2 separate regions of the Mus musculus genome follow, and region 2 is linked to region 1. A link is a loop called in an ENCODE intact Hi-C map of the cell type or tissue named here. Cell type or tissue: heart. All regions are shown on one strand. Links, peaks and the distances in the headings refer to the core of each region. The heading gives the core; the rest is flanking DNA. Region 1 holds the start of Apol8 (apolipoprotein L 8). Region 2 holds the start of Apol7e (apolipoprotein L 7e).

The links. A loop is a pair of places that touch in the nucleus more often than their neighbours do. Peaks named below come from ENCODE experiments on the same cell type or tissue, not always from the same donor. Only the 100,000 strongest peaks of a DNase experiment are listed, where the experiment ranks them.
Region 2: a loop joins it to region 1, with 2.8 times the contacts of the local background. A loop is called at or near these places in 4 of 42 quality-filtered maps.

What each region holds. Positions count from the first base shown.
Region 1 is chr15:77,749,734-77,761,929 of GRCm38, forward strand. It overlaps Apol8 (apolipoprotein L 8), which reads right to left and starts at 5,540. Exons shown (of 4, transcript NM_001081970.2): 1 at 5,455-5,540; 2 at 3,511-3,575; 3 at 3,066-3,192; 4 at 1-483. The coding sequence starts at 3,541. Myh9 (myosin, heavy polypeptide 9, non-muscle) reads right to left here. Exons shown (of 41, transcript NM_022410.3): 41 at 10,852-12,196. The coding sequence ends at 12,166. In heart, for the core only: CTCF peaks have their summits at 7,305 (motif pointing left) and 8,259 (motif pointing right); a DNase peak (open chromatin) is centred at 7,308.
Region 2 is chr15:77,688,587-77,700,782 of GRCm38, forward strand. It overlaps Apol7e (apolipoprotein L 7e), which reads left to right and starts at 10,303. Exons shown (of 5, transcript NM_001134802.1): 1 at 10,303-10,383. In heart, for the core only: a CTCF peak has its summit at 6,533 (motif pointing right); no DNase peak of the experiment used is centred there.

The sequences.
Region 1 (12,196 bases), core at 5,844-8,343:
AAGACCTGGGGTCCTGAATGAACCACAGCGTCTGCAACCATCTTCACTTTGGCCATGCCGGTTGACACCAGGTGGCTGGCTTCCGTTTTGGCTAATGACCTACTTGTGTAGTCCACGATCCCAGAGGAGACACTAGTCACAGCCGCTGCTGCTCCCAGGCCCATCCCTGTTGCCAAGAGTACCAGACTGATCCCAGCTGTCACGGGTACCAGAGTGAGGCCAAGGAGGGTCAGGATGCCAGACACAGTGCTGGTGGAGCCGGCCACAAGCTTGGAGATGGTACAGTCCCTGTGCACCTTGTCAACCTTGTCTGCCAGGGTGCGGAGCTTCCCGATGTGTCCCTCCAGCTCCAGTTTCACCTGGGGAAACGCATCCATAAACCTCTCCATGTCCTGCAGGTCACGTTGGAGCCTTTCCTGGTCTTCCACAGCCAGGTTTGCTGTGAGTGCATGGAGGGCGTCGCGTAAAGTGTCTGCATCAGCTCTGTAACGGGCATCAAGTGATTAAGAGAAATAGTTTAGCTAGGGATTTAGGTCAGTGGTAGAGAGCTTGCCTAATACACATGGGGCCCTACATTCCATCCTCGGCACCAAAAAAATAAAAATGAACATAAACAGTTTGTTATAGGTTCCATAACATGTAGTCTGCCCAGGGGACAGAATGCTCACTGTGACCCGGGAGGGATTTCACAGACACACAGGACCTTTCTTCTGATGGTGAACGCTTAGTAATTGTAAATGGTCCTTAGTCAATAGAGGATACTGAGTAAAAGTTGTGTTAAGTTGCTCTTCATGGAGCTGGAGAGTTGGCTCCACATTTAAGACTGTTTGGTGCACAGTCTACAGAACTGGAATTTGGTTGGATCTCAGCACTCATGGTGAGAAGAGGCTCAGGAGCACCTATCACTCCAACTTCAGGGAATCTGGCACCCTCTTGTGGCCTCTGTAGGTCTGTACATGTGCCTATTCACACACAGTCAGTCAGACAGACAGACAGAGGTCTTTGCATGTGCCTATTCACAGACAGACAGACAGATAACTAAAAAGTCAATAAATCGCCAAACATGGTGGGACACTCCTTTAATCCCAGCATTTAGGAGGCAGAGGCAGGCAGATATCTGAGAGTTCAAAGTCAGCTTGATCTACATATTGAATTCCAGGATAGCCAGAGCTATGTGAAGAGACTCTGTCTCAATAAATAAATAATATAATAAATCTTGTTTGTTTTTGTTTGCTTAAGATGTTATTGCTCTGGCAGTTAGAGAGATGGCTCAGCAGCTAAGAGCACTGTCTGCTCTTCCAGAGGATCCAGGTTTGATTCCCAGCACCTACACGGCAGCTCACAACTGTCTGTAACTACAGTTTTAGAGACTCCAATGCCCTCTCTGGTCTCTGTAGGCACTAGGTCCACACATATATGCACAGTCAAAGACATATAAAATAGAAATAAATAATTCTTTTTTTAAAAACATTTAAAAGATGTTCTTTGGGGGTGGAGATCAGCACAGTAAGTAAGGTGCTTTGCCTAGCATGCGTGAGGCCCTGGGGTCTAGCACTGCATAAAACCAGGCCTACTGATGCACATCGATAATTCTAGCCCTTGGTAGGTAGAGGCAGGAGGATCAGAAGTTCAAGATGGTCTTTGGTTATGTCTGAGTTCAAGGCTAATGTCAGACTTTGTCAGAAAAAAATAAAACAAGATGCCCTGAGCGCCAAGCATTGGATAAAGTAGAGATGGCGTCTGACTCAAGGGTGACACTATGACCATTGCTACATTTATCAGGGTGGGGATGAATTGGGGGGCGGGGGGAGAACAACTCTGCTGATGAACACAGGGAGCAGGACTGGTGTATAAGTCACCCTTAATTCATGGAACGTTTGCAAGTGTGTCATGAAGTGCCTTCCTTTTGCCCTCCACTGCTGAGATACAATCAGTAGGCCCGGTCATATCCTGCCTGCCAGGACTGTCTGCATCTGGCTGGGGACTTTGGCTGGAAGTTCATTTGAACTGAGCCACCGTGAGTGAGTGAGTGAGTGAGTGAGTGAGTGAGTGAGTGAGTGAGTGAGAGAGTGAATGAGTGAGTGAGTGAATGAGTGAATGAGTGAATGAGTGAATGAGTGAATGAGTGAATGAGTGAGTGAGTGACTGAGTGAGTGAATGAGTGAATGAGTGAGTGAATGAGTGAGTGAGTGAGTGAGTGAATGAGTGAGTGAATGAGTGAGTGAATGAGTGAATGAGTGAGTGAATGAGTGAGTGAGTGAGTGAGTGAATGAGTGAGTGAATGAGTGAGTGAGTGAGTGAGTGAGTGAGTGAGTCTTCTAAATGTGAATGGCTCCAGCAGAGGAAGTCTTTTGAGCAGTGTCGGGAAGCCACAGCAGAAAGCTCCACAGTTGACCTCAAGGGACAGGTCACACATACATAAGGACATTAAAAAGAACATAGAGGACCAGGGTTCAATTCCAAGCACCCACATGGCCGCTCACAACTGTCTATACTACAGTTCCAGGGGATCTGATACCCTCACATTGATATGCATGCAGGAAACATACAAATAAACTTACATAAAAACAAATAAATATTTTTTAAAATTAAAATGTGCATAGATAGTTAAGATGTGTGCTAGGGGTAAAAAAGAAAATACAGTCTATTTCATGTTGAGATGTGGGTCTCATCCCCACAATGTATCATAGTTGAAAATATCCTAAAATCAGGAAAATCTAGGATCCAACTTCTGTTCTCAGGCATTTCCTATACTAAAGAGCGCTCAGTCGTTACCATTTGGTGTCACTTCTGACCTGCAGGGGAGTAAGAAATCTAGGTCAGCCTTAAGGACAGTGTGTGGTCCAGCCTTCCGATGGCTCTCAGCTTCACTGAGAGACGCCAGCACACTCACAAAGCACAGTTCCGCGTGTATCCATGGAGATGCTTTGGAGAACGCCACCCGTGTGAACAAGGGCACTGGGTGAGGAAGACACGGGGGGTGGGGAGAGGAACGAGGGTGCACCATCTGCAGGAAGGGGAAGAGAAACCAGGAAAAGGGGAGGAAGACTTTAACTGTGGGTGACCTGGACAACTCAGCTTCCGCCACAAAGGCCTCCCAGGCTCCATCTTCGGTCAGCAGCAGCCTCAGGTCTTCCCTGCCCGATGTGTGCTGCAGGTACTCAGCGGCTTCCTCAATGAAGGTTCTGTCTCCTGGATGGAAAGGAGAGTAAGGCAGGAGGATGGACCGGAGGAGCTTGAGTAACACCAAGCTAGAGTCAGCTTCCCAGGATGCCCTGGTCCCACCTAAGGAGGCGGGGTAGGGAGGAGGTGAGTCCGGGCTGTACTCCCCGAGGATAGAGCCAGGAATAGACACCCACCCCTGGAGAGCTGGTGTTGGGAGAATACCTATAGTCTCCCTTGAGTCTCCCCTTCTCTGTCCTCAATTTCTCTGCATGAGAAATGCAGAGAAGTGCAGTATGGAAGTCTGAGCCACAAGCAAGAAGACGCCAGGGGAGTACAAGTAACTACCTGGGGCATCCTCGCAGTCTGAAGGGTCCATGGTGTCAAGTGTGGGGGTCTCTGGTCCATCCAAGCTGCAAGAAGAAGACAAACTGTGCAACAAAGGGGGAATCACTACAGAGAAGGCAAACACCTAAGGGCTGTAGCCCACTGTTCCCTCCACAGTCTCTGCCACAGACCAGACGCTATCCAGAGTGTTTCTCTTCCCTGGACTCTGCAGAAACCTGGTAGCATCTGGTTCTAACTGTCCACCCCAAATCTCCCACTCCAGCCAAGGTGAAGGTGCCCTGTCCCACTGGAATCAGCTGATGGTGCGCTTGTAGGAAATAATTGACTTTGTATACAGAAGGCAAGAAGAGGAGGGATGCTCTGGCAGCCCTCTGAGGGTAGGAACACATGGGAACTGAGGGTGAGAGCTGGTGGTGACTGTCTGGGACACGCAGGGCTCCTTAGGCATCCACCACACGGTGACCCCATCTCAATGTAGAGGGAAGACCACGAGGCTAGCTAGCATCCCCAGTCTTCATACCAGCACGTGAACTCTGGCTATTCTGAGCCATGTCCCTCCCCCGCCCCTTGACTAAGCCTGGGTCCCTTAAACTCTAGCAGGCTATCCTCCTGTCCGTGTGCAGCTTCCCATCCACAGCAATGCCTGTGCCCTTCAGGGTACAAGTTCACCACTGCCCAGGGCTCGCTTTCTCTCTCTCTTTCTCTCTCTCTCTCTCTCTCTCTCTCTCTCTCTCTCTCTCTCTCTCTCTCTCTTTCTCTCTCTCTCTCTCTCCTTGCTTCTGCAGGGTCCTGAATCTAACCAGGGCTTAGAATCCTGCCACTTCCTGCCTTTGTTTCAGTACTTGCTCTGGGCTGCCCATCTGCCATCGCTAACCATGGAACCTCACGTCATAGCCAATCCTTTATGTAGACAGTAGTGCAAAGGACATTCTCCTTTAATAGAACTTTGTCTGCCTTTCAGATTACCTCTTCAAGATCTGTCTAGAGGTCTGGCAAAATGGTACAGTAGGTAAGGGTGCTTGTGGCTAAGGCTGATGGGCAGAGTTCAATCCCAGACCCTCATAATGGAAAGACAGAGCTCACTCCTGCAAGTTGTCCTCTGCCTTACACACACACACACACACACACACACACACACACACATTTGAAAAATAAGTCTAGGCTGCTGTGGTGGCACATGTCTTTATGCCAGCACTCTGGAAGCAGAGGCAAGTGGATCTCTGTAAATTTAAAGCCAGCCTGGTCAACAGATCAAATTCCTGGCCAGCCAGGGCTACACAGTGACACTCTATTTCTAAAAAATAAAAACAAAACAAATAAAAGAAAAAGAAAAAAGAAAAATACAAAAAAAAAAACCTTAAAATAACTAACTTACTTTGTAGGCAGAAAGCTAAAAGTAGTTCTGTCCCACTGGGATGGTGTGTGTGAGGGCACAGTAAGAATTGTTTCTGGTGGTATTTTCCAGGCACACAAAGGCCTGGCAGAAACAGCAAGAGGCCTGCAAATGTCCCCCAGTTCACCAGATGAGATGAAGTGGCCTTTACACGTGTGTCTGTCCCTTTTCTGTCTTCACTGTCATTTTTTATACTGCCCAGCTCTGCATGCACACAAGGTACACTGAGAAAAGTTTGGTCCAGCAACCCATTATAGGGTTAACTACCACAGGGTTAATTTAACCAAGACTTGCCTGGCTCCCCTCACCTCTATGGAGCTCTGTCAAGGCACCTACCACCTGCAAGAGCAACAAAGGGGAGCATGTCTCAATATCTTCTCAGATGGTTCATTAATATTCTTTCCTTTCATAAGCAGATAAAATCTTCTCCATTTTGTTATTGTTGTCATACTTGTGACTACTCACTCCCCACCCCCAGGCAAAGACGTTCATAGGCAAGGAAAAGTCCCCAGTCTCCATTCTTTGGCCCCTCAGGAAAGCCTTGCACTGACCTGGTCCTGTGCTGCAGCTGGGTGCTGATGTGGGCATGGTAGACCTCTTGATGGGGGCTGTGACTCAGTTTACAGAAAGGCTGTTCTGGGAAGGACTGCCCTGCCCTGCCCAGGCCTGCCCTGCCCTGCCCTGCCCTGCCCTGCCCTGCCCTGCCCTGCTCCTGGCTGGCTGTGCAGCCCTGATAGGAGCCCTCTTCTTCCCAGCTGGAACCCGAGCAGAGTTGCGCAAAGCAACCCTCCAACCCCATCCCTTCTGATGGTTTCAGGGCATCCTCAGAGCAGGGAGGGAGGGAGGGAGGGAGGGAGGGAGGGAGGGAGGGAAGACACCTTGCTCCTTCTAAGGGGTCCTTGATGATCTCTCAGGGTCAAGTTGAATCCCCTTTAGTCAGCACTCCAGGCCTCAAGCCCACTGCAGTCTCCCCCCTCCCAACCAGCCCCTGCTTCTATCATACATACACCTTCAAGTCTATCCTGCCTCAGTGACCATGACACCTCCGTGTCTTTGCTGTGGCTGACCCTGTAGTGAGACTTTCCCACTCCACAATGGGACACTCCTGTTCTTTCTGCCCCTTCATCTTCCCACAGTGGCTGTGGCACCTGGCTCCCACTGTAGAGACTCTAACCCCACCCCACAGGTGGGCAGTGGCCTTGGGGGGGTCAACAGCACAGGTGATGTATCCATCGGTTGAAAACACAGGTTCCTGGTGGGCAGAGTGGAGACCCATGCTGGCCCATTTACTCTGAGACTGAAGCACTAAGTGGGACCTTAAAAGGCCACATTGGTGGCACAAACCTAGAATCTCAGCACTCAGGAAGAAGCTTAGATGAAAAGATGATAGGTTTAGAGCCAGACCTGGCTATATGGGGAGACTAGAATTTCTACGGAATTAGCCTGTGCGTTTCTGCACACTCAGAGTCTCTCTCTCTCACACCCAATGGTCTACTCAGTGATCTTAGGATTGCAGAGCTGGTATTGCTCTGGGGATGGTGTTTGGCAATGTGCCCCTCTTAGTCCCCACACCTTGTGTCCTTGCCTATCCAGACACCCAGGACAGCTCCTGCTTTCTGCCTTCATCCCTCACATACTGATAACAGGAGTCAGGGGAGATGTGAGCCTGTGATCCAGCTGACTAGTCTGCCCTTGGCAAATCACCCCACTACTGACTGGGCCCTCAGTTTCCTCGCCCCCCATAGGCCCTGAAACAGAGTGATGCCCAAAAGGACAATTGGATGAGAGCTTTTGGGCTGTCCACATCTTTAGGAGCCAGATTTAGTCCCTGTCAGACAACCAGGGAGGCAGAGCCAAGATTCAAACTAAGATAAACATTCTGACATGTGGCACTCATAATCCCCCTTTTTGCTTCTGGTAATTTTGGGATCATTTTTTTTCTATAATTTCCCTTCCATCAAGTTTTCACACACACACACCCCTTACCTGGTACCAATACCAGGATTGATATTAATATTAACTCAACAGCCAAACAAAAGTACTTCAAGGTGCAGAACCAGGTAAATTCCCCTATGAGCCAGAGAGCAGTAACGGAGACCTTCTAATCAGAGCATGGAATAGACCAGAACATGGTCTCTCCAACAGTCTTGGATGGAACCCCCTGGATAGGACTCACTTGGCAGGTTAGGGCATAGAGATCTTGAACCCTAGAAACTCCTCAGCATCTGAAAATCTGCTACTCAATAGCTCAGCTTGACTGGTGGCATCCGAAGCAAGTGTCCCAGGATGTCCTGCTTGACATCTCAGCCTAATCTTTGGCAACGACGGCCACGGGGATCCTAACGCAAAGGAAACAACCCTGAAACTGGGGAGCAAGTCAGGCAGGGTACAGCACCATCTAGTGGATGGTGGAGGGATCAGCAGCCAAAGCATCGGGCCACCATGATCACTCCCATCCCAGCACTCACTGGTGCAGACAAGCTACGTTTTAAATGCTTGTCTGGATGCTACACTGGCTGTCCCAAGACAGGCACCCTCCTCTCGGAGAATGCAGAAGGGGACAGGGACCTGCCAACTGAGCACTGGGCACGGGGCTTCTAATGTACTTAAATGGTCACCCCAGACTAACCTGTCAGGACTGCAAAACACGGGAGAAAAAAAAAACATCTCCCTCATTGATAGCACTGCATGACAGCCTGGGAGTGAGAAGGGCGACCACTGCTCCCAGCCACCACAGCCTGGCCACCAGCCTCATTCAGAGAACTGTCCTGTCTTTGCTCAGATGGGATGTCATGTCTCCAAATGTGATGTGTCAGCTTCGGGATTTAGAATGAATGTAAAAATGACAGGATCTAAATCACAATTATTGGACTTTTGCAATGACACACAAGTAGCACTGCCCTCGGCTTGATGCACATATAATGGTCAGGAGCATCAGACACACCGGCTGGGTGAACACAGCAGCTCTGGGATTCTGATTTCAGACAGGCAAGTTAGCAACCCAAGAGGCTGGAGTTTGCCTCCAGACTGTCTAGCGCTGAGGATGAGAGGGGTGCTGGAGAGAGGATCCAGGCTCAAGTTCGGCAGACTCTCAAATAGGAGGGAAGAGGGGCTGGGGAGCCACCCCACTAGACAGCTCTGCAACACACTCCTTAGTCACTGAAGAAGGCTGGCTGATGTCACTGTCATGGCACAGCATGGCCTTGAAATTCATAGCACCTAGCTGCTATAACCAGAATGGAGGCCACAGTACGGTGTTGGCAGAGCCCGTAAACCAAGAATCTGGGATTACTTGTGTGGGCCTTAAATCCAATGCCAAGTGTCCTTCTATTATGTATACAGCCTTCTACCTGAATGTATGCCTGCAGGCCAGAAGAGGGCACCAAATCCCATTACAGATGATTGTGAGCCACCATGTGGTTGCTGGGAATTGAACTCAGGACCTCTTGAAGAGCAGTCAGTTCTCTTAACCTCTGAGCCATCTATCTCTCCAGCCCATAAAACATCTTTATCCTTAAAAATATTTTAAAGATGGGGGAAGCAGGCCACATGAAGACAAAGCAGATACTGGGGTGGTGCTGGTCCAAGCCATGGGATACATGGACCCACCAGATTCTCTCGGAGAAAACACCTCAGCTTTGAACTTGAGAGTAGCTCTCTGTTGTAGGCTATCTGGCATGTGGTAAGCTACAGTAACCCTAGGAAAGGCAGAACCAATAGAGGCTGGTCTAGAAAGTAGGGTTTGCCACTCGTTTTATTCAGGAGGGGAATGAAGCATCCATGAGGTTAGAGCAAAGATTGCCATCTCCATCCTCCTGACTGGACACCCCTGCAGGTCCCGCACCAGGCTCTGGGAGCCTGGCATGCACCTGAATCCTCTGGAGGACTGATGGCATCCTGTGTCCAGATTCTCTGAGGCAGCAGGTCTGCAGTGGTTATAAGATTGGACTCTCAGAGGGCCAGAGCGATGAATCAGAGCGGCACTGGCCGCTCTTGCAAGACTCGGGATCAATTCTCAGCACCCAAGTGGTGGCTCATAGCTGCCTTTTAACTCCAGTTTCAGGGAATCTGATGCCCTCTTCTGAGATCCACAGAGACATGCAGGCAAAAGATTCATTGCTACATCTACTCCAGTAGTGACTCGAATTACAGGTTTAGAAACCTGGAAGCATTCCTGAGGCAGAGTTTCAAGGAACCTTGGCATTCCCATAGCTAGGATGCCACAAATTTGTCCCTGCAATATTGTGGAGGGTCTTGCATGCTTTCTTACAGTATTTTACTGGATAAGAGTTAGAAATCTCAGGGCAAGCTTAGCAAAGTATACCTAGAATCTTCATTACAGTCAGGTATGGCAGAATATATTGCATATTGGAAGTAAGTTGGTAAGTTGGTGAATTCTTCTGACAAATGGAGATTCCCTACAGATAACTTAAAAGAACAGCCAAGTTACACTCATATGCAAGAATTTACCAAGGCCTAGGAAATAGGGGGGTTGTGGTATTGCATTATTCATAAGGTCTGCTTGAGCAGAAGCCCCTGGTGCTAGCTTTCACAAGGCTCAGAGGAGTAGCACAAACCGTGACTAGGGTGTGAAATCCTTTCCTGTCATTAGCTGACCCTAGGCAGGGCTGTAAACATTACCTGGTTCCTGTAAGTCCTTTTGAAGTCATTCCTCTATTTTGTGTCAGGTAACTTCAATGTACTGTGCCTGCTGTGACATCCTACCCCTAAGACTGGTGTTCGCTTTGTGACAATACATTCAGATTCAGCACTCTCCCTTGAGTCCGCATCTGTCTGTCAATTCTTGCCGACTCTATGCCCATCTGTCCGAACCCCTGATTCCCAAGGATTGAGGGGGGCCGACTGAGCCCAGTCCGTGGCAATTCATACAATAAAAATAAAGACCAAAAAAAGTACCCTAACTCTGTCAGATGCTGCTGCAGCCAGGCTAGGGTTCCACACAGAGCTGCTCGCCCAGCCAGGCTAGTTGATAACCCAAAATGTTCATCACAAGACTTGACCAGAAATCAACACTGCAGTCAATTACAGTTGAGGGCTGGAGACCTGATCTTTCTAAGAAACACAGGGCAGAGATTCCAAGCCCGGTGCTGCGAATAAATACAAATAATAAAAGGCAAAAGACGGGGCTGGAGGAATGGCTTAGTGGGTAAGAGCACTGGCTGCTCTTCCAGAGGTCCTGAGTTCAATTCCCAGCAACCACATGGCGGCTCACCGCCATCTGTAATGAGATCTGATGCCCTCTTCTGATGTGTCTGAAGACAGCTATAATTTTACTCATATACATAAAATAAAAGAAAATTTTAAAAAAGGAGAAAGACACAGAGGCACACTGAGGATGAGCAGGTAACAGATGAAAACAGGAAGATGAGCTGTGTAAATCTAGCAGGCTGCAGGCTGCTTGCTCTGGGGGCGCGGCCATGAGAACTGACTAGTCTAACGGGAGTCTGTCTCCCAGGCTTCTGTCACTGTGTTGGTTTGACACATTCTGGATCCTCTTTTGTGTGTATGGGGGGGGGGGGGGAGAGCGCGCGCGCGTGCGTGCACGTGTGCACATGCTTCATCTGCCACCGCTGATGCTGAGTGTTTGCGGTGCACACTGCGCGCCTCCCCAGCTTCTGCTCACCACCCACTCCTCCCACTTTCTGCCTCTGGAACCGCAGCATCTCCTCCAGAGCCTCCTTCCTCCTAGAGGAGAAAGGCGAGCCCAGCATGTGGAAGGAGAGGAGAATTCCTGAACCAGCCCTGGGCCCATTGCTGTCCAGCCTCTTGGCCTGCAGGGAGGGAGGAGGTCCCTGCTGCTGCCCAGGATGTCTTGGAACACCCCCTCTCAAACTGCTAACTAAGCAGAGTCAAGTGTGCTCTCCTGTGACCGCTGGCCCAGCCCTTCCCGGCCTTCTCCCGCTGTAGCCAAACACCCAGACACCAAAGAGTAGGACATGGTACTCTTTATTGTGACGCTCAGTGGAAACATCTGTAAACCAGCTTACTGTAGTGGTGACAGCTGCGACACATGCTAAGGCACTTGTATTATATAAAAAAAGGGGTGCGGGTCCCACTTGCTCCTTTATGACAGCGCCTTTGGGACCTGGATTCAGCTTCTCTAGCGTATGTGGCTTCATGATTTGACTGGTTTTCCTTTAAAAAAAAAAAAAAGAAAAGAAAAAAAAAAAGAAAAAAAAAGCCTTCCTGCCATAAGGGAACCTAATCACAGCATTTACAAACAGTGAGGTGCAGTGCGCAGGGAACTCAGCGACCAGTGTAGACATTGTAGGGCAAGCTACTCTCTTCTAAACACAGTTCCAGGGCAAGGCAGTGAAGACACCCAGAACTAGAGCACTTACTACAAGAAGGGAAAAATAAAACCTTTTTTTTTCTTTCAAAAGCATCCTTGTGGAAGGCAGACTTGAAGCTATAGAGTGGGTGGCACAGCTCGACCACCCTTGGCCCCAGTCCTAGGAGAGGCACCAGAGCGCACAGTGGGCTCCAGCCCTTGGATATTCTGGCTGCCAGGCCCTGCAAGTCCCTTAACCATTAAATATATTTGGTCCCCTAGAGTGCTGGGAGAAGCCACCGGAAGGCTGTTGGCCTTTCTAGAGTGGCCCTGATGCCCTGTCTGGTTTGCCCCGGTGCCAGGACGGTCTGTCCTTGGCAAGGGAGGGGAGGGGCATTGCACTTGAGACGGTTTACAGTCGGAGGAGCAGAGGCACCAGTGCTGCCCAGAAGGGAGTGGGGGGATTCCCAGAGTGCCCCATGTTCTGCACCCAGCACAGAGGCTCCTTCTGGACCAATAGGGCCCAGGGAAGGGGGCCATAGGGCAGGTATGAGGTTACCGTGTGTGATTGCCAACAGCAGGGGGGACGGGGGACGGGGACAGCCGAGGTCGGGGAGGGTAACACTACTAGAGGCCTGAGCTATCAAAATCTTTATCTGAAGACAAAATAGATTCATAGAAAACTCTTGTGCCTACTCCAATGGCCGCCCTTCTTGCCCACCACCCGTGCTTTCAGGCAAGGAGGACAAGACCCTGTGGGTCATCCGGCCTGAGCCAGCCTGGACTCTTTGGTATCAGATTCTCAAAGGGTATGGAGGACTGGAAGGGCTGCAGCAGAGGAAGCCAATGCCCTCGGGAAGGCCTTGGGAGGAGGGGGACATGGTCAGAGCAGTCTCAAGGCAGGGGTGTGGAGGGTTGGGGGAGGGAGGCAGAGCCGTTTGTCCATCCGCCTGGGCTGCAGGAGAAGCTCCTATTCAGCTGCCTTGGCATCGGCCCCATCT
Region 2 (12,196 bases), core at 5,510-8,009, 61 kb before region 1:
AACAATCCTTAATATCTATAATTATAATTTCCCAATTTTTAGGTAGGGCGGAGAGCAATGGGAGCCCTCGCTGAACTGATCCAAACAGGTGCATCTGTGCATTAATTGCTCTAAGATCATGTAATAAACGCCATTTGCCAGATTTTTTCTTAATTACAAAAATAGGTGTATTTCAAGGTGAGGTAGAGGGCTCTAAATGACCTAAGTGTAGCTGTTTAGAGACCAGTTTTGTGGTTGCTTCTAATTTTTCAGAGGAGAGAGGCCATTGAGGAACCCATACACTCTCCTCTGTAATCCATGGTATGGGCATAGAACCCTCAACAGCTGGTTTTAGAAAAAATTTAAGCCTTGTCTTCCTTTATTACCCTCTTGAGGAATAGGTTCAAGTCTACCCTGCTCTCTTTTTCTTAATCCCTTTCCCTCTTTATAGCCCATTTTCTTCATCATTTGAACAGCTTGTGGTGAGTACTCATTAGTCAAGGTTATTTCTAGTGCCTGTAAAATGTCTCTCCCCCAAAGATTAACTGGGAGTGGTAAGACATAGGGAGTAAACCTTTCCGTTTGACCTTCAGGTGCTTGCCAGCTCAGAGTGCGAGAGCTGATAGTGGGGCAGGACTGATAACCTAACCCTTGTAAAGAATGTGATGACTGAGTAACGGGCCAAGCTTTTGGCCACCAGTGGGAAGAGATGATACTTTTATCTGCTCCTGTATCTAGAATCTCTTTGAAGTGTTTCCCTTCTATAACTAACTCTAAAGCTGGCCTGGAATCAAGAGGCATTATTAAGTAAGCAGAATCATTTTTAGCAGAGCCAATTTCTCTAGCAACTTGAAGGACACCAGGGGAGGGGGAGTAGCCATGTAGGCTTGGCAAGATTATTAGCTGAGCTATTTTATCTCCTTGTGCTATAGAAAAAACACCTTGAGGACAGGAACAAAGAACTTGAAGTTCCCCCTCATAGTCTTGATTTACGACTCCAGGGTGGATAATGAGGCCTTGTAAAGCCAAGGAGGCCTGGCCCAGTATTAGGCCAACACTTCTGAATGGCAGAGGCCCTTTGAAGTCAGTGGGAATGGGCTGCATCCCAATTGAGGGTGTTAGCATGAATGGAGTGATGGCACAGAGACTTCTGCAGCTCTGTGGACTGTAGTGTCCGCCTGTTGTGAGCTGGGATCCCATATGTTTTGGGGACCTGGGACCTGGGGCCCAGAAACTCGTTTTTTGAATTGTCTTCACTTCTTTCTGCCTGAGGTCCAGACTGAATAAATCTGCCTCTGACGTTTTTAATTGAACGACACTCACTGGCTCGATGATAGCCTTTTCCACACCTGGTACATAGCCCTAGCACTTTCCCTTTTACGAGTGCCTGGCAGTCCCTTCTCATATGCCCTGGCTTGTCACAGTTATAGCAGACCCTGTTATTACTATTTGTATCTGAACGCCTTTGGCCCTGCAGGATGGCAGCCGCTAACCCTGCATTAGATAAGGGACCTCTAAGCTCACGGCATACCCTTAACCAATCTTGCAGTCCTTTGCTCTTTTTGGGTGTAATTGCTGCTCTGCATTCTTGAGTGGTTAGCTCATAAATCAACTGTTCCACTAAAGGCATTGCCTGTTCAGAGTCTCCAAAAATTTTGCCTGCTGCCTCTGTCATTCTAGCTACAAAGTCTGAGAATGACTCCCGAGGATTTTGTATAATTTTTGTCAAGTATCTTCCAGACTCTCCCTTTTTGGAAAGTGCCTTCCACGCCTTAATGGCAGCAGTGGAGATTTGAGTGTATGCTCCCCAATCATAATTCGTCTGATTATTAGCATACTGCCCTTGTCCTGTTAATAATTTAAATGTCCAATTTCTCTGATTGCCTTCAGCAGTGGCATTGACTTTGGCCTGTGTCTGAGAAGTGTCATGCCACAATGCTTTCCACTCTATATATTGCCCCATATTAGGGAGTGCAGCCTTCACTGTTGTCTGCCAGTCTCCTGGGGTCATGGCTAAAGTAGCAAATCTTTCAATTTGGGAGATAGTGAAGTTGGCACTAACTCCATAATTGCGAACCGACTCAGCAAGTTCTTTTATCTGAGTATACTCCACGGGGACGTGTACTCGCCCTCCATCTGTAGCTTCAAAGACAGGAAATGCCTGATATAATTTTTTCTTTTCCTCCTTTGAAAGAAAAGAATCAGAATAAAATTTCTCCACATAAGGTGGAGGTGTATTGAGACTAGAAGGCCCAGAGGTGGCCTGCTCTGTGTCTCCAGTAACTTTTAATTTTCTCTCTGATTTCTTCACTCGCCTTTCCTCTGGATGGTATCTTTCTTTTTTATAATGAGCTGCCTCATAATGTGACTCCTCTTCCTCAGAGGAGCTAAGCTCATCTGCTTTTAAACTATCAAGCTTCAAAGCCTCTAGTTCCTTTACCGGATAAAGGCTTTTCCTTTTCTGAACTTTCTCCTTTTCCTTTTTCTCTCCCTGAGGATTTATCCTCAAAATTTTCACTTCCTCTGACTCAAGGTCTCTGGAAGGGCTTTTTTTCTTGTGCACATTTTCCTTTTTTAGAGCTCTTAACCTTTCATGCCACTCCGTTTCTGCCATACTGTCTTGTGCTTCTTCTAATATTGCCTGCCCTGTTATTATTGCTGGACGGCATCTCTCATCCTCCAGGCACGATCTCACCAGTTTCCATAATGGCATGGTCCCTGCCTTTAATTTCCCATTCTGTTGTTCCTTAGCTAAGTCTTCCCTTAATTTCTCCCAAGAGGAAAGAGTTAACGACCCTGAGCACGCGTACCAAGGTGATATATGTTCTATTTCCCTAATGAATGTTTCTAAGGTTTTTGTAGAAACTTTTATCTCTCGCTGTTTTAAAACAAAGTGTAGAGCTGTAGTTACAGAATGTGAATTTCTCATACTGCTCCCTTATCTACGAGAGGCTTAAATATGAGACAAGCACTGCAGCTTATATACATCCGTCTGACTGTGCTTAACAGCATTCAAAACTTTTTCTTTCAGCGCCACTTCTGGTGAGTGCAGGATCAAACCGGGAGAAATAGGGTTAACACAGCCAGCATGAGAACAAAAGGCTTTCAGTGCCACCTTTCAGTTAAGGGGAGGGATTAAGAAGGATCACAGTTACTTACAAGGATCCAGTATGCTCTCAGAGTTTTAGATCCACCGCGGTTCTAAACCTGCTTCGATTAGAAGGGTCTCCTCTGGTGCTGCGAGTTGTTAAGGCGTTTTTTCCCCCGGATTTCGGCACCAAGTATCCCGAGCTAATCCCTGTCCCGCAGGAAATAAACACAGGACACGCCAGGTTCTTCCGTGGTTAACTTTTACTTCTTAAACATAGTGAGGTAGACAAAGAAGGCTCAGAAAGTGTGTGGCTTAAATACTTTTGGTGACGTGTCTAAACTAGGACTGGTAGCAACACCCATGATCCTCATGCACCCTGGGGATAGGTTAAAGCCCCCAGGGGTTGGGCAAAAGCCCCGGGAGACAGACTGGTGACTTTGGCGGGTCTAGTGGCGGCACATATATTGCAGCCCTTTACACATACCTAAACATAATAAAAGCAATATACAGCAAACCACTAGACAATGTCAAACTAAATGGAGAGAAACTTGAAGCAATCCCACTAAAATCAGGGGCTAGACAAGGCCGCCCACTTTCGCCCTACCTATTCAATATAGTACTTGAAGTCTAGCCAGAGCAATTAGACAACAAAAGGAGATCAAGGGGATACAAATTGGAAAGTAAAAAGTCAAATATCACTATTTGCAGGTGATATGATAGTATATATAAGTGACCCTAAAATTCCACCAGGGAACTCCTAAACCTGATAAACAGCTTCAGTGAAGTAGCTGGATATAAAATTAACTCAAACAAATCAGTGGCCTTTCTTTACACAAAGGATAAATAGGCTGAGAAAGAAATTAGGGAAACAACACCCTTCACAATAATCACAAATAATATTACATACCTTGGTGTGACTCTAACTAAGGAAGTGAAAGATCTGTATGATAAGAACTTCAAGTCTCTGAAGAAAGAAATTGAAGAAGATCTCAGAGGATGGAAAGATCTCCCATGCTCATGGATTGGCAGGATTAACATAGTCAAAATGGCTATCTTGCAGAAAGCAATCTACAAATTCAATGCAATCCCCATCAAAATCCCCACTCAATTCTTCATTGAGTTAGAAAAGGCAATTTGCAAATTCATCGGGAATAACAAAAACCTGGGATAGCAAAAACTATTCTCAACAATAAAAGAACCTCTGGGGGAATCACGATGCCTGATCTAATTTTATACTACAGAGCAATTGTGATAAAAACTGCATGGTACTGGTACAGCGACAGACAGGTAGATCAATGGAATAGAACTGAAGACCCAGAAATGAACCCACACACCTATGGTCACTTGATCTTTGACAAGGGAGCTAGAACCATCCAGTGGAAAAAAGACAGCATTTTCAACAAATAGTGCTAGCACAACTGGTGGTTATCATGTAGAAGAATGCGAATTGGTCCATTCTTATCTCCTTGTACAAAGCTCAAGTCTAAGTGGATCAAAGACCTCCACATAAAACCAGAGACACTGAAACTTATAGAGGACAAAGTGCGGAAAAGCCTTGAAGATATGGGCACAGGGGAAAATTTCCTGAACAGAACAGCAATGGTTTGTGCTGTAAGATCAAGAATCGACAAATGGGACCTCATAAAATTGCAAAGTTTCTGTAAGGCAAAAGACACTGTCAATAAGACAAAAAGGCCACCAACAGATTGGGAGAGGATCCTTACCAATCCTAAATCTGATAGGGGACTAATATCCAATATATAAAAAGAACTCAAGAAGATGGACTCCAGAAAATCAAATAACCCTATTAAAAATGGGGTACAGAACTAAACAAAGAATTCTCAACTGAGGAATACTTAATGGCTGAGAAACACCTGAAAAAATGTTCAACATCCTTAATCATCAGGGAAATGCAAATCAAAACAACCCTGAGATTCCACCTCAGACCAGTCAGAATGGCTAAGATCAAAAATTCAGGTGACAGCAGATGCTGGCGTGGATGTGGAGAAAGAGGAACACTCCTTCATTGTTGGTGGGATTGCAAGCTGGTACAACCACTCTGGAAATCAGTCTGGAGGTTCCTCAGACAATTGGACATAGTACACCGGAAGATCCAACAATACCTCTCCTGAGATGTTCCAAATCTTAATAAGGACACATGCTCTACTATGTTCATAGCAGCCTTATTTATAATAGCCAGAAGCTGGAAAGAACCCAGATGTCCCACAACAGAGGAATGGATACAGAAAATGTGGTACATTTACACAATGGAGTACTACTCAGCAATTAAACACAATGAATTAATGAAATTCTTAGGCAAATGGATGGATCTGGAGGATATCATCCTTAGTAAGGTAACCCAATCACAAAATAACACACATGATATGCACTGACTGATAAGTGGATATTAACCCAGAAACTTAGACTACCCAAAATACAATTTACAAAACACATGAAACTCAAGAAGAAGGAAGACCAAAGTGTGGATACTTCGATACTTCTTAGAATGGGGAACAAAATACCCATGGAATGAGTTACAGAGACAAAGTTTGGAGCTGAGACAGAAGAAAGGACCATCCAGAGACTGTCCCACCCGGGGATCCATCCCATATACAACCACCAAACCCAAACACTAATGCATATGCCAGCAAGATTTTGCTGACATGACCCTGATATAGCCATCTCTTGTGAGGCTATGCCAGTGCCTGGCAAATACAGAAGTGGATGCTTACAGTCATCTATTGGATGGGACACAGGGCCCCTAAAGAAGGAGCTAGAGAAAATACCCAAGGAGCTAAAGCAACCCTATAGGAGGGTCAACAATATGAACTAACCAGCGGGTTGGGGAACAGGTCGGGGGAGGATATAGGGGACTTTCAAGATAGCATTTGAAATGTAAATGAAGAAAATATCTAATTTTTTTAAAAAGGAAAGAAAAAGGGCACTGGGCAAGAGACTGCCCCAAGAAGAAGAGGGGCCCCTCATGACCAAACCTTCCACCTGTTTGTGGCTGAGAGTAAAGAGATAGCAAAAGGGGTGCTAACACAGAAGCTGGGTCCTTGGAAGAGGCTGGTGGCCTACCTGTCAAAGAAGCTAGATACAGTAGCAGGAGGGTGGCCTGCCTACTTGTGGATCGGATCGTAGTGGCTGTTCCGGTGTTGATCAGAGATGCGGACAAGTTGACAATGGGACAGGATCTGGTAGTGTCAGCCCCTCAAGCCCTGGAGAGCATGATCCACTAGCCCCGAGATCGATGGTTGACCAATGCCTGCATGACCCATTACCAGACTCTGTTGCTCAACTCTAATAGAGTCACTTTTGCCCCCACCTCGCAAGTCTGACCCAGCTACCCTGCTCCCAGACCCAGACTTAGAGCCCCCTGTCCATGACTGTCAGCAAGTTCTTGCAGAGGCACATGGGTGGCATAAAGATCTGACAGACCAGCCACTAGAGGGCGAAGACGTTACCTGGTTCACAGAAGCGGCTATCTCAAAGAAGGGAGGAGACATGCTGGAGCAGCTGTGGTAGACAGACACCAAGTTATTTGGGCACGGGCCCTGCCGGAGGGCACGTCGGCCCAAAAGGCAGAACTGATCGCCCTCACTAAGGCCTTGGAATTAAGAAAAGGAAGAAGACTCAACATCTACACGGATAGCAGGTATGCTTTTGCCACAGCCCATGTCCATGGGGCCATATATCAACACAGGGGTCTACTGACATCAGGAGGAAAAGAAATTTAAAACAAAGAAGAAATACTGGCTCTGCTGAAGGTCCTCCATGACCCTGCCAAGGTAAGCATCATCCACTGTCCTAGTCACCAGAAGGGAGATACTGTGATAGCAAGGGGCAACAACATGGAGGTCCAAGAGGCACGAGTGGTTGCAGCCATGACCCTGCCGGTGCTCCTGACAACAGAGCTCGAAAAAACCAGTCCCCCAGTTTACCTACACAGCAGAAGAGTTAGCTCTCATTTCCAACGATTCCAGTCACCAGTTCAACAAAAATAAGAGACTGTGGTACACCACCGGGGGAAAGAAAATCCTGCCACAAAGACAAGCAGAGGCTATGATCAAACAGATGCACCAGTGGACTCACTTAGGGGTAAGAAAGCTCATTCAGACATTCTCCAAGACTAAGTACCATGTACCAGGGTTAAAACACCTTGTGGAGCAGGTGGTGCACAGTGTCTGACGCACCACGATGGATCCAGGAAAGAGGTACCAAGGAGACAGACCCGGCATCTACTGGGAGGTAGACTTTACTGAGGTAAGACCTGGATATGGGTATAAATACCTTCTGGGTTTTGTGGGTATGTTCTCAAGATGATTAGACGCTTTTCATTGTAAAAATGAGACTGCTCAGATGGTCGTCAAGATCATTGAAGAAATTTTTCCAAGGTTTGGAGTGCCAAAAGCAATAGGGTCAGATAATGGCCCTGCCTTTGTTGCCTACGTAAATCAGGGGGTGGCCAAGTATTTAGAGGGTGAATGGAAATTATATTGTGGGGACAGACCTCAAAACTCAGGAGCGGTAAAAAGGATGAATAGAACCCTAAAAGAGACCTTGACAAAATTAACCATGGAGACTGGAGCAGACTGGGTGGTGCTCCTCCCCCTTGTCCGATTTACAGCCAGAAATACTCCCTCTCGATTCAGTTTTACTCCTTTTGAGATCCTTTATGAGGCTCCCGAGCCCCTCACGGTCTTAAATGATGTGACTGAACCTACATATTGTAGTAATTATAATCTATATGCTAAGTTAAAAGTCTTGCAGGTGGTGCAGAAGGAAAGACTGGTCACAACTGGCAGCAGTGTACGAGCCGGGTACCCCAAAGACATCCCACCAGTTCCAGGTCGGAGATCTGGTTTATGTGTGCTGGCATGGCACCCTGACCCTTGACCCTTGCTGCAAGGGTCCCTACCTAGTCCTGTTTACTACCCCTTCATATCCTGCTTCTGCTCTTAACCTTTGGCCGATGCATCCTTAATCACTTACTAGTTTTTATTCGAGAATGCATAAGTACAAGTTTTGATGCTCAGACAACAATATCAATAGCTGCAACAAAGTGAGACATCATTTCAGGATTGAAATGCACCACAGAAAAAGGGGGGTGGGATGTAGAATTCAAAGTAAACTCAAGACCACCCAGCCCCTTCTCCCTCTGAAGGGACTTTCCAAACTATACTAGCAGGACAGATGCAGAGTCAGATAAAGAAGCTAGCCAACTAAACAATTCTGGGAAAACAAAAACAAAAACATAAGGGTAGATGGAGTGAGAGACCAGGCCAAAGATAGTCATCCCATGTAAACCAACCAATTCCTGAAAGTATTACTTGCTACACCAATTAGAATAAGCCAGCTAACCCTGTTGTCTAAATCTGCCCCTTACAAAGTATAAAAATCGTGTTCTTTGTTCGTTTGGGGTCTTCTATTGCCTGCATGCTGAGGGGCCCCAACACGTTGGATCAGTAAACCTCTTGCAGTTTGCAGCGATCTCAGTCTCTGTAGTCTTTAGGAGTGAGGGTCTTTCAGCAAACTCCAACAGACACACTTCTGTTACCAAGAACAGTTAGCCAGAAATGGAACTATAAAAGCCCAAAAGCAAGGTTAAGGGCTAAAAAGATGGCTCAGTGGATAAGAGCACTGACTGCTCTTCCAAAGGTCCTGAGTTCAATTCCCAGTGTGGAAAGCCGTCTGGGGTACTGCTTGGCAGGAGTCTGACATTGGCCAAGGACAAGGAAATGGGCTTCAGGCAGGAATCTGACATTAGGGCATAATAAGGAAGTAAGTTTCGGCAAGAATCTAACTTTAGGCTGTAGTAGAGAAGTAGGGTAAGGCAGGAATTTTAGTCTCAGGGTAAAACTGAAGACTTAGGCTTCAGGTAAGTTTTTGGGCTTGGACATGGAAGTGGGCTCAAGTATTTTGGTCATTGTGACAAACCCTTTTAAACAACTGTCACAGGAGTAATCACAGAACTTACTGCTTTGTTAGTTCCTTATTGTACTGCTCTCCCAAAATCCTTGCTTGTAATTAAAATGGTATAAAAGTGGATTGGAAAATTAAATTTGCCTTCAGTCTCAGAATGAAGAGATTCTAGATTACTAGTTTTTATTTGAGAATGCATAAGTACAAGTTTTGATGCTCAGACAACAATATCAATAGCTGCAACAAAGTGAGACATCATTTCAGGATTGAAATGCACCACAGAAAAAGGGGGGTGGGATGTAGAATTCAAAGTAAATTCAAGACCACCCAGCCCCTTCTCCCTCTGAAGGGACTTTCCAAACTATACTAGCAGGACAGATGCAGAGTCAGATAAAGAAGCTAGCCAACTAAACAATTCTGGGAAAACAAAGACAAAAACATAAGGGCAGATGGAGTGAGAGACCAGGTCATGCTACAGTGTTGTATAACTGTCTTTTTTCTTTTTAATCATCACTCCCACGCTGGAGAACCTGTTGACTGACTGAGCGGGCTTGGTCATCCCAGCAACTACATGATGGCTTACAACCATTTGTTATGGGAACTGGTGCCCTCTTCTGGTGTGTCTGAAGACAGCGACAGTGTACTCATATACATAAAATAAATAAATAAATCTTAAAAAAAGAAAGAAAAAAAGCAAGGTTAGTACATTTAGATAATTTCCCAGAACTATGAACATTGATGGACTAGGCCTTTGTTTTCATTTTTTATGTGGTGCTGTCTATGTGCTGAAGTTTACAGCCTGAATGGTACTTCAACCATGGAGTTAGCTGTGCTTAGGTCTGAGGGACTACTAAGGTCTAGGAACCTATTACTCAAGAGGATTTGATATTTAGTAGTTCCAAGTTCAGAGCCCCTGGTAGGAAAACCCATAAAAGCAGATGTCCAGACGCTGCGCATGGTATCCTGGGGTAACACCATAAACAAAAGGATCTAAGAGTTGGGGAGGTGCCAAGGCTGCAGGCAAGGAAAGAGGGACTGAGCAGAGCCCAGGAGGTACAGGAAGTAATCTGTGTAGGGTCCCCTAGTCTGTAGAGGCAGGTCTTTTCCCTCCAGACTACAGAGACCCCCATTTGAAATGGGCCAAGGAGAACCTAGAATGACAGGTCAAAGGGCACTCCTTTGAGTAGGTCAGCAGGAAGCGTGGGATAAAGATGTAGCATCCAGCAAGCCACAAGTTTCCTGTGTTGTTTTGGTGGTGAGTACCTTGGGGCTTTCTCTTTCGTTTTCTGCTTTGGGTATATAAGCAGGGGACAGCATTTGGTTATGCGTTGGATGCACAGTCAGTCACTGGGTCCACACAGCTGAGGACCACCTGTTGAAGACTCCTGGTAAGTTGGGGAATGTCTAAGCTCTCCCACCTGCATACCCCCGTAGTGTTGTATTTTATAAAGAGACAAGGATATGTTTTATAGAGCCAGGTATGGTAAGGTGGGAAGGGTGCCTCCGCAGGCCCATGATAAGGCATCCTTTCTCCCTGAGGTTCCATGATGGATATTGTATAGCATAGAGTTTGTTTGGGGACATGGGATGAGGAGGAGAGACAGAGACAGAAAGAATATGCGTGTGTGAGTGTGTTTGTGTGTGTCAGAGAGGTATTGGCTTGGGTTTAGCTATTGCAATTGGGAAAGGGGGGTGGTTATTCAGAGTGTTTGATGTCTAAGAACAGGTAATGAATTTAGGGGAGTCAGTGGATATTTGGCAAATATTTAGGCAAAGGAAAAGTAGGGGTGAGAGAAGAAAGAGGAGATTGTGGGCCCCTGGTGACCTTGAGGGACCAGGAGCAGAAGGTGAGGATGAATACACAGAGCAGAGGTTAGAGAGGATCCTGTGTTGAGGAAAGCCTAGGTGTGTTGTTACCTGGGCCATGGAGTATGGGAGCCTGGAGAGAAGTGAGGTGAGTCGTGAGGGATGAAAAGGCAGCTGGAAGAGCTGGTCTGTCCATGTGACTATGGAGGGGTCTGTCTGATGTGGCCTCTGACAGGAAGGAGCTGCCATTTGTATGAAAGTGTATGCAGAAGCAGCTAGAGGACCCCCTTGGGGAGGAGAGGGTGGGGTGGAAGGCTGCTGAGATGTTTAAATGCAGTGTAGGGGATCTGGGGGACACTGAGGCAAAGAGGTAAGTGTAGAGACCGGAGTATAGTGGCTATTCCTGGTTGTCAACCTGACTATATCTGGAATTAACTACAATTGGAAGGCTCACCTGCAATCCTGATTTTGAGGCTGGAAGATACAAGTTTCCAACCTGGATCTTGGCATGGAGATCTTGAGGCATAGTGACTATGAATCCCAGGAGACTAAGGCAAGGAGATCTCTGAGTTCAAGGTCATCTGGGACAAAGCAAGTCCCCCAGACGTGGTGGTACACTCCTTCAATCTGGGTCACACCTTCTGCTGGAGACCTACATGAGGACATTAGAAGAGGGAAGATTCTCTCTTCTTTGCTTGCTTGCCTTGTGGGACTGAGCAACTGCTAGATCCTTGAACTTCCCATTCACAGCTGACCAATGTTGGGGAGTTGGACTACAGACTGTAAGTCATCAACAAACTCCCTTTCTATATAGAGACTACCCGTAAGTTCTGTGACTCTAGAGAACCCTGACTAATACACCAGAGGGAGGACAGGTCAGGACAGTGAGTGATGACTTTTCAGTAAGAGAACTTTGTAGGGAGAGAATCCAATACAGGGGAAGGGACTGGGGTCCTTTGTAAGTTAGGAGTTGGGGGAGAAAGGGGTAGGAGTAGACTGTGAGGGGACCCCAGAGTGTGTCCATTAGGTTGTGAGCAAAGAGGCTTCGGTGAGAGTAGACAAGGAAGCCAGCTGTGCATGCCCCTGTGTAGACTCTTGGAGAGGAGGCGACAGGGGCAAAGGTCATTCTAGGAAGTGTTTATGTGTTTGGAAGTATAAGAATGGAAAGGTCTGCATAGATTTGGGAGGTGGAGAGCTGAGGCAGGAAGGATAATGTTTTAAGTTTAAGGAATTGTTTGTGGGTGGGAGGAAAGTGGTCATGAGGAGATTCAGAAGTGGCTTGGTACAGGGAATGAGTATTTAGGGACCCCTGTGTGGAGGAAATTAGCTATGAGGGCATCGGTCAGGAGTGGAGACGGGCAAGGTGCTATAAAGTGGTGTGCTTAAGGGTTGGCA